3 separate regions of the Homo sapiens genome follow, and all the other regions are linked to region 1. Evidence: chromatin contacts called from ENCODE Hi-C or POLR2A ChIA-PET data. All regions are on one chromosome and are shown on one strand. The core of a region is the stretch at or near the end of the contact, and the rest is flanking DNA. Distances in the headings are between cores, read along the strand shown. Region 1 holds the start of JOSD2 (Josephin domain containing 2). Region 2 holds the start of U2AF2 (U2 small nuclear RNA auxiliary factor 2). Region 3 holds the start of ZNF787 (zinc finger protein 787).

What was found. A loop is a pair of places that touch in the nucleus more often than their neighbours do. ChIA-PET counts read pairs that join two places held with the same protein, here RNA polymerase II (POLR2A). Pooled maps may share reads with other maps.
Region 2: a map of naive thymus-derived CD4-positive, alpha-beta T cell shows a loop between it and region 1 (31-fold over the local background). The contact joins the promoter of U2AF2 here to the promoter of JOSD2 in region 1. A Hi-C loop is called at or near these places in 1 of 168 maps with a recorded cell type or tissue (naive thymus-derived CD4-positive, alpha-beta T cell) and 6 of 50 pooled maps. POLR2A ChIA-PET finds 5 or more read pairs at or near these places in 1 of 52 experiments (B cell).
Region 3: a map of ascending aorta shows a loop between it and region 1 (6-fold over the local background). The contact joins the promoter of ZNF787 here to the promoter of JOSD2 in region 1. A Hi-C loop is called at or near these places in 2 of 168 maps with a recorded cell type or tissue (ascending aorta and naive thymus-derived CD4-positive, alpha-beta T cell) and 9 of 50 pooled maps.

What each region holds. Positions count from the first base shown.
Region 1 is chr19:50,509,737-50,514,179 of GRCh38, forward strand. JOSD2 (Josephin domain containing 2) reads right to left here and starts at 1,455. Exons shown (of 5, transcript NM_001270639.2): 1 at 1,381-1,455; 2 at 550-712. The coding sequence starts at 695. It overlaps ASPDH (aspartate dehydrogenase domain containing), which reads right to left and starts at 4,177. Exons shown (of 7, transcript NM_001114598.2): 1 at 4,036-4,177; 2 at 3,536-3,680; 3 at 3,191-3,275; 4 at 2,925-3,074; 5 at 2,624-2,844; 6 at 2,400-2,554; 7 at 1,867-2,037. The coding sequence starts at 4,087. The coding sequence ends at 1,994. It overlaps LOC124904747 (a long non-coding RNA gene), which reads left to right and starts at 1,682. Exons shown (of 3, transcript XR_007067300.1): 1 at 1,682-1,735. RefSeq lists enhancers at 128-635, 636-1,142, 1,637-1,756, 2,060-2,649 and a silencer at 1,307-1,436.
Region 2 is chr19:55,652,258-55,656,582 of GRCh38, forward strand. It overlaps U2AF2 (U2 small nuclear RNA auxiliary factor 2), which reads left to right and starts at 2,778. Exons shown (of 12, transcript NM_007279.3): 1 at 2,778-2,896. The coding sequence starts at 2,848. It overlaps CCDC106 (coiled-coil domain containing 106), which reads left to right. Exons shown (of 5, transcript NM_001370470.1): 5 at 173-904. The coding sequence ends at 489. RefSeq lists enhancers at 1,904-2,573, 3,524-3,603 and silencers at 2,624-2,673, 2,764-2,813, 3,024-3,163.
Region 3 is chr19:56,119,580-56,123,803 of GRCh38, forward strand. It overlaps ZNF787 (zinc finger protein 787), which reads right to left and starts at 1,716. Exons shown (of 3, transcript NM_001002836.4): 1 at 1,593-1,716. LOC124904772 (a long non-coding RNA gene) reads left to right here and starts at 2,031. Exons shown (of 2, transcript XR_007067348.1): 1 at 2,031-2,353; 2 at 3,941-4,224. RefSeq lists enhancers at 761-1,055, 1,483-2,198 and silencers at 803-852, 933-1,252, 1,543-1,622, 1,633-1,752, 1,843-2,212.

The DNA.
Region 1 (4,443 bases), core at 205-2,704:
CCAGCCAGACCTTGTCTCTAAAGAAAGAACCACTGGGCCGGGTGCAGTGGCTCACGCCTGTAATCCTAGCACTTTGGGAGGCCGAGGCGGGTGGATCACGAGGTCAGGAGATTGAGACCATCCCGGCTAACATGGTGAAACCCCGTCTCTACTAAAAATACAAAAAATTAGCCGGGCGTGGTGGCGGGTGCCTGTAGTCCCAGCTACTCGGGAGGCTGAGGCAGGAGAATGGCATGAACCCGGGAGGCCGAGCTCGCAGTGAGCGAGATCGCGCAACTGCACTCCAGCCTGGGCAACAGAGTGAGACTCAGTCTCAAAAAAAAAAAAAAAAGAAAGAACCACTGGATTGAGGTCTGGCTGGGGCTGAGGCCACAGGGACAGACAGGCACAGGAGGCAACATCTCCCCAGAGTCCCAGCGTCTAGCTTAGGCAAGTGAGCGCGGAGCAGAAGAAAGCCCCCAAGGCTCAGCGCCTGCCTGGCGGCGAGACCCAGGTGGGTCACTCCGCCAGAGCTCTGCTGCTCCAGGGGCTGGGGTGGGTGACGGTCACCTCTTGCAGATCTCATCGGCAGCCTCCTGGCTAAAGAGCTGCTGCTGCAGAACGTTGTTGAGGGCGTGGACAGCACACAGCTCCAGGCGCTGCCGTTCGTGGTACACGGTGGGTGGGCTCGGCTGTGCTCCCGGGGCCTGGGACATGCCGTCCTCGGCTCCTGCTGGGGGTTGGGAGGGGGAGAAGGTCCTCAGGGGCCCGGGATCTAGAGGTCCAGCCTCCCAGCAGGCCTTTGGGGCATCGCCATTGATTGAGCTGGGACTCGGAGCAGCCCAGGAAGACACTGGGCCCCTGACCCCGCTCCCTGGCAGTCTCCTGGCAGCACACGTCCCTCCATCCCTTATTCCTATTCCTACGAAAAACGCTGTCTCTTCTGCTCCCCTAGCAACAGAAAACCACCCTCACCAGGTCTCTAAGTAAAAGGGTCCCTATCATGGTCACCTAGCAACAGAGGAACCTGCCTCCCCGTCCCTAGGTAACCAGGGCGCTCTGTGGTTACCTAGCAACAAAGCCCCCTCCCCACCGCACTAGGTAACAAAGTCTGTCCTCCGAGCACCTAGCAATAGAGAATCCTCCTCCCCTGTCTCTAGGTGATAGGGTCCCCTCTGGTCTCCTAGCAACAGAAGACTCCCCTTCCCCGGTCATGTAGCAGCGAGGCTCTCTGCTCTTGTCACCTGGCAACGGGGCCCCCTCCCCAGTCACTAAGCAACAGGAGTTCCTCTTCCTATCACCCAGCAACCAGGCCCCCTCCCCGGACACCAAGGAATGGAGCCCTTCGCCGACCCGCACCCCAGCCACGGCGCTCGCCCTTTGCCTGGCAACGCCCCTCACCCCGCCTGCCTCTCCGCTCCACCGAGCCAGGGGTTTCCGCATCCCCTTCCTGGGCGGCGGCTCTGGGCTCCGAGTGCGGGGCGGGCAACACCGCGCTGACTGGGCAGGCGGGACGGACTACAGCTCCCGGTGATCCCCGCGCGCCGGACTACGACTCCCGTGGGGCCCCGCGGGACTCCTGCTCCACACGGAACGCCCGGGCCGCGTGGCCCTGAAGTCGGCCGTCGGGCCTAGGAAATGCCGCACTACAACTTCCGTCGGGCTCCGCGGCAGGTCCCGGAAGTGCGCCTCAGAGGCCCTTCTTTCGCATACGGCCGCGCCCACTACTGCTCAGAGATTCTAGGAAACTTAGTAGGTAGGCTCTCGCGATAGCTTCCTGGCGCCGCGCTCTCATGGGTGCTCGCCCCCGGCGATGGCGTCATGCGCGGTGCGCAGACGCAGCGTGACGTCACACAAGGGAAAGGGATCAGAGACGCCAGGCGGTGCGGGGGGAGGCAGCGGTGATCTTTACTGAGTCAGAAGGGAGACCCTGGGGAAGTGGGGCAGGGCAGGGGTGGGATGGTGGTGGTGAGAGGCCAGGCAGATGATCTTGTCTCGGGAGGGAGGAGGCTTCTCAGCAGAGATGGATCCCCGGCCTGGAGGGGAGCTGGCAGCAGGCTGCGGGGAGAGGGGAATGAGCGAATGAGACAGAGGAGAGATGAGGAGACAGACGCCTGGGGGAGGCAGTGGTGGGAGGAGGGGACAGGGCAGGGGGGCGGTGGAGGAAGACCCGGAGAGAGCGGGACAGAGCCCTGGGGGTGGACAGAGACAGAGAGAGTCTCGATCAGAGGCGGGCACAAATGGAGACATCTACAGTGCCAGGATTCAAAGTCATGGAGAGAGGTTAAGGAAATAAAGGTCAGAAAGAAAGAAAGGTCAACAAATACAGAACCAGAACTGCAGAACTAGTGAGAGCCCGGGACCCCCAAGCTCTGCAGAACACAGGAGCCCAGGGCCGGGGGAGAGGGGCCTGGCCGCACCCAGGAGGCTCTGCCAGAAGGCCGTGACGGTGGCGGAGCCGGTGACCGCGCCTGGCTCGGCAGGGTTCTCTCTGCGGGTGTGCACAGCAAAGCTTCGGCCCGTGGGGCCCCGGGGTCCGCTCAGCTCTACATCCACCACGTGCATGTCCGTGAGGCTGGGACAAGAGGGGCAGTCAGTCTGGAGAGCCTGGACTCAGCCCAACACCCTGCTTAGCTCTGCTCACCTGGTATCAGCCACGAGCACCCCAATCACCCCATCGAAGCCCAGGCTGGGGGCAGCCAGGGCAGCCGCCGCCATGGTGTTGGAATTTCGCGGGGCAAAGGGGCAGAGCCCACGGACAGGGCCTTCGTAGAGCACAGTGCAAGGCCCAGGGCTGTGGGCTGCAGCCAGGGGTCCCTCAAGCCGGAAGCCATCGGGGTGTGTGGCCATGGTGACACGAAGGCTCTGGAAGCAAGAGCCCGGGTTAGGGGGAGTGGGGTCTTTGCAGGCCTCCCCTGGTTCCTGGGGAGCCCAGCAGGCCTCACCCGGAGGCCCCCAGCTGCATCCAATCTCCTGATGTCCTCAGCGCCCCACAGGGCCCCTCGGGCCACAAACACGGCGTGGTCCCAGTGCTGTGAGGCCTCCAAGAGCTGCCGCTCTGTGGTCTGGTCACTTAGAGCTGAGGGGGACCCCACCTGGGGTGGATGAAGGAGGGGAGGGTTGAGGTCAGGGAAGGATATCCACTTCAGGGTGGGGTGAGACCAAGACAGAAGGGGCAGGGCTCTGCGTAAATGGTTGGGGTGGGGCTTACCAGGAGATTGGCATGGCGCAGGATTTGTGCCCCAGATTCATGGATTATTTTGGGATGGGCCACTTCCACAACCAGATCAGGGCGCCTGGGAGAGGGGAAAGAGGGCGGAGGGTCTTGGAGAGGTATTAGGCCTCTTCTCCCCAAGGTTCCCTCCGAGTCTACTGAGGGCTGCCCTTCTTCTCCCTGACCTGGGAGGCGAAATGAGATGAATGGGTTCGTCCTGTTTCACATTTGCTTGAACCAAGGCCCAGAGAGGGTCAGGGAACCCCTGAGATCACACAGTGGCTAAGAGAGCCAGGACAGGAGCTTCAGGGAGCTCCACTCTCCCATGGCAAGGTCACTGACCTTTCCCCAAGGGCAGCAAGGTTCTGGAGCTGCAGGGAAGGGGGCACGCTCCCTGCCATTCGTCCTGGGTCACGATTCCAGACAAAAACAAGTTCTAGGCCAAGTTCTGGTCCCTGAGCCAAGAGGCGGGAGACGAGGGACTGTCCTGGGGAGAGGGAAAGGAGAGGGCTAGAGATCCAGAGAGAGGGGGACAGAGACCCAGAGAGAGAGGAGGTGGGGACAGAGACCCAGAGAGAGAGGAGGTGGGGACAGACTCAGATTGCGGGGTAGGGAGACAGAGATGGGGGCAGGGCAGAGACACAGTGGGGTGGACAGAGGCCCAGAGAGAAGGGAGACAGAGACGGAGAGGACAGAGACCTGGGGTGGGGGTGCAGTGGGCAGACCCAGAGACACAGCCAGGGGCAGATAGAGAGAGAAAAAAGTGTTTGTGGAGGGCAGAGAGTCTTGGGAGCTTTAGGAAGGGGTTTGGGGAAGGAGGCCAAGGATGGTCAGGGACTCACCGAGGCGGCCATAGCCCACCACGCCCACCCTCCACGGGCCCCTGTCGGCCATGGCCCTGAGTGCGGTGTCTGGGGCCTGGCTCCCTGGGCTGCTCGCTGCCCGCTGCACAAGGCCTGGGCAGCCGCTGCTCTTTGGACATCTGACCCTTGAGCCTCTGGGCTCAGTCTTCCCCCTTCCCCGCAGGCCCAGCGTGGGGGCGTGGGCCTGCGGGAGTGGAGGCGGGAGAACCCTTCCCTGTGCTCTGTCCACTTTCCCGGGTCCAGCACAGTGAGCATGGTGACCGGGGGTTCTGGGAACCCTGCGTGCCCCCCTTTCCCCTGCAGCACACCCTCTTTCTCCCTGCTGATGTGGAAAGTTTCCTCTGCAGTCCCCTGCCCCCTCTCTGGCCGGCCAGGTTGTCATGGAAA
Region 2 (4,325 bases), core at 1,528-4,027, 5.1 Mb after region 1:
CTTCCCCTCCTCTCTGCCCCTTCCTTGCCTGTTGTTCTCCGTCTCCACCTGCACCGGCCCGTGCCTCTGCTCGCCGAGATCCTTTCTTCCCATGGCCGTTTCCCTTCCCGTGTCCGCCCCCTCAGTCTTGTGCCCTGCCCCTCACTTTCGTGTCCCCGCCTCCACCCCTCAGTGAAGGACGCCGACGGGGTCCTCTGCCGGTACAAGAAGATCCTGGGCACCTTCCAGAAGCTCAAGAGCATGTCGCGGGCCTTCGAGCACCACCGCGTGGACAGGAACACCGTGGCGCTGACCACGCCCATCGCCGAGCTGCTCATTGTGGCCCCCGAGAAGCTGGCCGAGGTGGGCGAGTTCGACCCCTCCAAGGAGCGCCTGCTCGAGTACTCCCGCCGCTGCTTTCTGGCCCTGGACGACGAGACGCTCAAGAAGGTGCAGGCGCTCAAGAAGAGCAAGCTGCTGCTGCCCATCACCTACCGCTTCAAGCGGTGATCGCACCACGCCTCCGCGCCTCCACCCGGGCCTTCCTCCCCCGTGGACCCCGGTGGATGACCTGCCCCTCTCCCCGCCGCGCCCCTGCCCCTCCTCCTCGCTCCCTGGGTTGGGGGCTCCCTTAGCCGGGCCCCCAAGCGCGACGGCCCCGGACCGGCCGCGGCCCCTTCCCGAACGCCGGCACCCCCTTCCGCTTGGGCTGCCCAGCCCTGTCCTCGCCGGGCCCCTTCCTCCTGGAAAACCAGGCAGGCGGGTGCCCCCCCCTCGAGTGGGGGACTGTACAGACCCCGTCTCCGCCCTGGCCCCGCGGAGGAGCTGCCCACCTGATTCCCGGACAGACCTCCCCAACTCCGCGTGAGACAGAGAATTATTCAGATAATTTAAATTAAAAAACGACGTGAAAATTTGGAATAAACTTGGCCTCAGCCTCTTCCTAGGAGGGGGACGTGCCTGGGAGGGGGCGGCCGTCGCCCCGAAGACGGTGACGGGGTTGCGGGGGCTTCCAAGGGGGTGGGTGGTCAGGCGGGAGGACGGGTAGGATACGGTGTAATTAGCCCCCCGGAGGCAGAGATGGAGAGTGAAGCAGCTGCGCCCCAGAAAACTCGGAGGCAGAGCTCGGGAAAAGAAGCGCGGACACAGCCGGGCGCGGTGGCTCACGCCTGTAATCCCAGCACTTTGGGAGGCCGAGGCAGGCGGATCACGAGTTCAGGAGATCGAGACCATCCTGGCTAACACGGTGAAACCCCGTCTCTACTAAAAATACAAAAAATTAGCCAGGTGTGGTGGCGGGCGCCTGTAGTCCCAGCTACTTGGAAGGCTGAGGCAGGAGAATCGCTTGAACCCGGCAGGCGAAGGTTCCAGTGAGCCGAGATCGCGCCACTGCACTCCAGCCTGGGCGACAGAGACTCCGTCTCAAAAAAAAAAAAAAAAAAGTAAAAAGAAGCGTGGACACTACCCGCTGGGCTACCCAGACCGGAGCGCGGCGCGAGAGGCGTGAGTCGATGACCTCTAGCGAGGGAGGCCACCTAGCGGCCAGGCCAAGTCTGGAGGATACTTCCGTTGGGCCGCCAGGGGGCAGTAACGCCAGATCATCTGTCTCCCGGAAGTAATGCCAGATGATCCGTCTGCCGCGCCTGCGCGGCGGGAAGAGCCGGAGCGCGTTGATGTGGTTGCCGAGACAACCAAGAGGGTGGCCGGATTTAACGGCTGGGGATTAAGCACTTTCACCGTTGTAAGGGAAATCTCGCGCACGCGCAATGGGGACTGAAACCTGGTCCCCGCAACCCCCTTCACGGGAGCAGTGGGAGAGCGCGCCACAGAACGACTTTTACGCAGGCGCAGAAGCCTGTTTCCCCTCACCCGCGGCTTCCACCCTGCGCAGGCGCAAAAAGCCGCGCTGGCAACCTCCGCAGCGGTCGCGCGCACCCTTCATCCCTCTTGCTGCTTTTGTCTGGCACAACCTTCTCAGGCCCTCCGCGAGGCCGGCCCTTTTTTTCTTTCACTTTCCCCACCCGGAGAGCCAGGTGCCGAGAACTAGGACCTCGTCCCCTTCTCTATCCCTTCCCCTGATCCATCTCGTCTCTGTTCTCCTTCCCTTTTCCGTTCCCGAAGCCGGAAGGAGCCGAGGTACCCACGGAAAAAGTCGAAGCTGTCCCCGGAGAGTGAGGCCTTCACGAAGCGGTGGCGGAAGGAGCCGAAGTTCTCTGATCGGAGGCGTGAGCAAGTGGCATCTCCGGAAAGAGCCGAAACACGGACTCGAGCTTAATCCCAGGAGGGGCCCGAGGGCGAGATCCGGAAATCTCCGGAAAGAGCCGAAGGCCGGGACGGTTAGGATTGTCGGAAGTGGCCGATTGCTTGGACAGGGCCGGCGGAGAAGATCGGAGCAAGTCCGTGGAAGAAGCCAAAGACTGGGACGGATTGAATTGTTGGAAGAACCCGAACTCGCAGAGGGGACTGGGCGCAGTGGCACACGAGGACACACGGAAACCTCCGAACGTTGAGGAGATAATCTCGGAAAAGTTACGGAAACCTGGGAAGTCGGCGAAACCCTACGTTCGGGTGTTTTCGGAAGCAGCCGAAGCGGCCGCCTGCTTCGCCTTCGTCCAGTATCCGGAGATAGCCGAGGCGCTTCGGAGCCAGGCTCGGGGGGAGGGGCAAGCTCGCGGGCGGGCGGGCGGGTGAGGGGGCGGAGCCCGGGCGGGGCGGGGAGGGCTGCCGGAGGCTTGATTAGGTAGGAGGTGGCGAAGCGCCGGCGGCGGCCGGAAGTAGCCGAAGCCAGCGGCGGAAGTAGCCGAAGCGGCTGGAGCGGGCGGCAAGGCGAGGCGAAAGCTGCACAGGGCCCTACGCGGCCGCCTCAGCATGTCGGACTTCGACGAGTTCGAGCGGCAGCTCAACGAGAATAAACAAGGTGAGGGCACCGGGGTCGCGGGGCGGAGGTGTGGGCGGCTCCTCGCGTCGCTCTTTGCCCCCCCGCCATTTTCTCCCTCGCTTCCCCCCACTTCACGGCCGCGCGGCGCCCCCCAACCCTGGTTCCGTGGCGCGCGCCTCGTTCACGTGACGTCCCCAGCGTTCCGCCGCGCGCTAGGCGAGGGGAAGGGGGCGGCGGGGCGCGGGCCCGTGACGCATGCGCACGGCGGCTGTCCCTGCGCCCCACGTGGTCCTGGCGGAGGTGGCGCGGGGGACGCGGCACGAGCGCGCCAGATGCCTCGACGTGAACTTTTGTTTTTTAAAATCTTTTTGGTTTCTCTGAAAAGGAGATTATGTTAGTCCCCGTAATCTCTTTTCTCCCGCTGCCTTGGCACTTCCGCTTCCGGTCGGGCCCACGGCAGCGTCTCCACGCCCCCTTTGTTTCCAAAATGGCGGTTGTGAGAACTTGGTGGGGGGGCCCCTTTCCTTCCTTCACGTGGATGAGGGCAGAGCCGTTTCGGCGGATGCTTGGAGGCCACGGGCCCCTCGCGTACCCCTTTTCCTTTTTGCTGATTTGCTCTGATCTCTCCCGCCAGGTGGTTTCTGCCCCGTCTGTTGGTAGTGGGGCGCCTCATATTAACGTGTTTGGCACATGTTGCCTAAAAGCATCTGCATTCTTTGAGTGTCCGCACGCACACATCCTGCATATGCGGGGCTTTTGGCGGTCCCGAGAATCGCGATATGGAGTGTTTGAGACAAACCTCAAATCATTTACAATCCCAATCTCAGGGCACCTGATAATACTCAGTCTCAGATCTCAATATAGAGATAAGAAAACAGGTTCTGAGGGAGGAAGAGGGATCTGGCCCACTGCGCTAAACTCTTCACTTACGGGGAAGGTGGGAGGCAGGTTCCCTTCAGGGTATCGAAAATTGTGATGGGTTAGAACAAAAAGCCTGGGGCCCTGATCTTAGGGATTCCAATAATATTAGAAGTGGGAGAGTTGTTAAGACGCTTTAAAAATCCTCCGTGTTTCAGTTTGTGAAGAAATACAGGACCAGGGAAGATTGGAGACTTGTTTCTTTTCAGGCTTCAGCTGCCCATGTTCCTAGCTCGTTCGGAGGACGAAATGAGGGCTGAGGAATTTTCCTTTGAACCCGGGCTAGAGTTGGGTAGGGGCTGTATTAGGAAACAGTGTCCTGGGGAAGCAATAACGTTTACTGAGGGTCTGACTCTGTCTTAGTTGATGGACTGCTCAAGAGCATAGGCTTTGGAGTTGAGCACATCAGGAAGTTTAGATACCTGCTTTGTCGTTTAGTAACTGCTTTTAATACGTTTATATATTTTTTTCCATTTGTAGACTGATTATTATTTTCTTGTTACCGGATTTTGAGAAGATTAAAAAGGATGATAGTAACGATAGATGTAGT
Region 3 (4,224 bases), core at 466-2,965, 5.6 Mb after region 1:
CTCGTCTAAGGCCACGAAGGTGAGTGGTGGGGCTGGGACTTGAACCCAGGCCTGCCCAGTCCCAGAGCTCTTGGGGAATACAACCCAGTGCCTGCACACACTCTGGCAGTGCACCAGGGAGGGGCCAGGCCGGGTGCCCGGATGGATGGATAAGACATGAGATAAGCAAGCAGGAATCTGATCTGGATGTTCTCTGAGGCCGTGCGTGGCCGGAGGACCACAGGGACTGCGCAGAGGCAGGCAGGTGAATGTCAGCAGCGTTTAGCCAAAGAGGCTTACGGTCTTCAGAGGAGCTAAGCCAGGATCAACGCAACTGTGCTTCCCGGCGCTGGGGTCAATCGGATCCCCAGATGGGTTCTAAGCACTGCGCAACATGGGACCTGGGAGCAGGACACCGCAAAGAGCAGACCAAGCCATTCCTTCCCTAAAGCCCTGACCATCCCCCGGACTGGGCTGGGTCAAAATGCCTTCCCTGGCTCCCACAGCCCCCAGACCTCTCCATCAGGGGTCTGGTCACCTTGGATGGCGACTCTGTCGCCCGGGTCTCAGTCTCTGCCTTCCACCCAGACTCCAAGCCCTTGTTCATCTCCCTGCTCCCTGTCTCTAGTGCCCGGCACAGGGCCTGGCACTGGAAAAACTTCTGCCTCCACTCACTCCTGCCTTCTGTGTCTGTGGGTCACTTTTCTGTGCGACTCTGCAGGTCCCAGAGCACTCATCCACATGAATTGGGGTCAGCTCCCTGGACTGGGGGTCGGGGTGGGGTGTCAGGAGGGCGGGGCTCCACTCTGATCCACTCGGCACAGGGGAGGGAGGCCTCAGGAGTCGCCACCCGATCCAGTCCCCGCCTTCGCCCTGCCCCGTGGGCCACGCGGTGGCTGACCTTGGCCCAGTCACTTCCCCCGCTGGGGACGCGCTTCCTCCCCGCCTGCCGAGCAAGGACGAATGAATGGGCCTCCTGCCGGCCAGAATCCCCGTAATTACCCGCCTGATCAAAGGCCACGCGCAGCCCGCCCGGGGCAGCAACGGGACCCGGGCTGACTCGAAAAGGGGAAGGAAGGGCTGGGGGGGCCGAGGGCTGAGACCGTGCCCTCGGGGCCGCGGTATCCGGCCAGGCCAGCCCAACCGCGCGGCCCCTTCCCCCACCTGGGCCTCAACTTCCCCCCGAAGTCGCCACCACTTCCGGCCACGACCGGCGGAGTTGGAACTTCGGGGGGACGGACAGCGGCCCCACCCCCGACGGCCCGCAGCAGAGGGACCCCCACCGAGGCCCCCGCTCCTGCCCCCGCCACGCGCACGCGCGCGCCCTGGACCCGGACCCGCGCACGCGCACCCCCCCTCCAGCCCCGCTCGCCGCCCGCGGGCCGCCCGGGCGCGCGTCCCCTCCCACAGCTCTTCGGCGCGCACGCGCACTCCCCCCGCCCGCGTCACCCCGGCCGCGCGCCCACTCACGCCCCCCCAGCAGCGCGCACGCGCGCCCGCCGCCCAGTCGCGCTCGCCCTCCAGTCTCCCCACCCACCCCCAGCCCAAGCCCAGCTTCCCGAAGCGCGCGCCCACCTGGCCCCCAGCGCACGGCCCCCGCCCCCACCCCTCACCTCCTTGGTCCCGGGGCCGCCGCGCCGCACTCCTCCTCCTCTCTCCTGCCTCGCGGATGGTGGCAGCGGCGGCAGCGGCGACTCAGACCCTGGGGTCAGGGGGACGGGCGCCCAGGCCGGAAGTGACCTTCCCGGCCGCTTCCGCCCGCGCCGCTCCCCCCCTTCTCCCTACTCCCTGCCCCCCGGGCCGCCACCCTGTCCTCGCCGCTCTAGGAAGGCGAGCCCGCTATCCCGGCCACCGCCCCCAGCTCTGTGGTGCCCGGCGGGCGCCTGAGGGAGCCACTTCCGGAAGTGTCTAGGACGCAGGTCCTCCGTCCATGCTCTATGGCGCCCCGCGCCGAGGGGCTTCGGCCCCGCCCCCTTCCCGGACAGGAGGTGCGGGCTGGGCCCGTTAGGCGGAGACTTCCGGGTGTCTAGGGCGGTGCCCCCCCGACAACCCGGGCTCCTCGCGCCTGCGCGGCCGGGTCCCCGGGCCCGCCGTGAGGAGAGTGAAGTGGTGGAGAGGGACGCTCGTGCCACCCCGGGTCCTCCTACCGTCTCTATCATGGTAACCCCTTCTCTGCCGCTGCACCTCCCAGTGGCCCGAGTCCAGGTGCCTTAGTTACTGGACAGAGACCCCGGGTTCCTTAGTTACTGGACAGAGAGTGCTGCGCTTCAGGTGCCATGGCCTCAGTTTCCTCCTTTCTGAAGTGATGAAAATACATTGTGCGCCTCCAAGTGCTTCACACGCACTAGGTCCTAGTCCTAACTAGGGCCTCATGGTAGGTCCTATCCCTATGTTGCAGGTGAGGAGTCAAATCACCTACCAAAAGTCACACACCCGGAATGCCAGAGCCTCGGCCCGAACCCATGGAGTTTGGCTCTAAATTCGTGTATTTAACCCTTGACTGTACACACTGCCTCGTGTCATAGCCCTGAGAATCCACTACTTCCCCCGCGTTAGGTAGGCACCTAGTAAGGACGCACTGGGTGTTAGCTGTTACTGTTGGTATTCTTGCAAAAAACACATATTTTAAAATAATTGTCCAAACCATAGTGTCCTTGTAGGCTGGTCCTTCTGGTCCTTCCTCTGTTCTGTACTTGGCTGACTCTCACCTAAGTGGCAGATGACTTATCGCTTATAATTGTTATCATCCTCACTGGTAGTCAGAAAAGATAAGAAGCTATAATTCACTGGTGGAATAACACCTTTCTCAGCCTCAATTTCTCATCTGTGGAATGGGAAAAAATAAGATAACCTGCAAGGTAATATGTGTAAGAGCTGCTTAGTTCAATACCTGGCCCATAGTAAGTTCACAAAAATGATGGTGGTTATTATTACCTATTAGCAGTGTTACATATAAGTCTATTGTTGTGGCCACTGTATACCCTCAAAGCTCAGTGAGCATCAATCATAAGATGTATATTATTGATTTAATAACATCTTTCCATGGGGTGGGGTGAACAGTGCTGTGTTAACTGTGTGTGTCAATAGGAGGATATCTGTGTCCCTCCTTCAGAAATATCACAAAGGTAAATTTTTAAATATATCTTAGAACAGAAGGAAGTGTGGCCGGGTGCAGTGGCTGACACCTGTAAATCTCAACACTTTGGGAGGCAGAGGCAGACGTCAGGAGGTCAGGAATTCGAGACTACCCTGGCCAACATAGTGAAACCCCATATCTATTAAAAATACAAAAATTAGCTGGGCGTGGTGGCGGACACCTGTAATCCCAGCTACTCGGGAGGCTGAGGCAGGAGAATGGCTTGAACCTGGGAGGCAGAGGTTGCAGTGAGCTGAGATCGCACCACTGCACTCTTGCCTGGGCGATGGAATGGGACTCCGTCTCAAAAAAAAAAAAAAAAAAAAGAGAGTGAAGTGCTATCATAACAGCAATAGAAACAAATTATTAGGGTACAAACTCTACACGAGGAAACCTGTTTATAAGAAAAGTCATGTGCTTGTGCTCCTCTGAATCAGATCATTCAGTGGGTGTCCTGCAGTGACCTGGTTGTTGGGAGGGACAGCCTCCTCCCTCTCCAGCCCATTCCCCTTCTTCGCTGGTCAAATTGACAACGGCAAGATCGAGAACAGCTCATTGGCACACCAGATGGAAGCCAACACTGAGGATGGAGGAGAAACAAGACACAGGGAGCCAGCTAGACACTGGATGGCTTCGTGAAAGAGGCTCCGTGCCAGCTGAGATTTTATGTGAGAGAAATCACTTTCTAACTCACTGAAACCATTGGTAATTCTGAGTCTCTCCCTTAAGGCAACCCAACCAATACCAGGATGTTTCCCAAACATGGGATGGGTTGCAGCCGACATGGCTTAATTGACAATTAACATCTGTTCTTCCCTTCCGCAGTACAAAATCACTCTTGGGATGCTGCTTCCCATCGATGGATTCTGTTTTCCACTCCTCTTGGCATCTAAGTGTGGCCTTGTGATTGGTTCTCACCAATGGGATGGGATGGAAGCGATACAGGCCTCTTCCGAGCCAATGCTCTTAAGAAACATGTATGTTGGCCAGGCACGGTGGCTCACGCCTATAATCACAGCACTTTGGGAGGCCGAGACGGGAGGATCAGCTGAGTCCAGGAGTTCGAGACCAGCCTGGCCAACATGGCGAAACTCCATCTCTACTAAAAG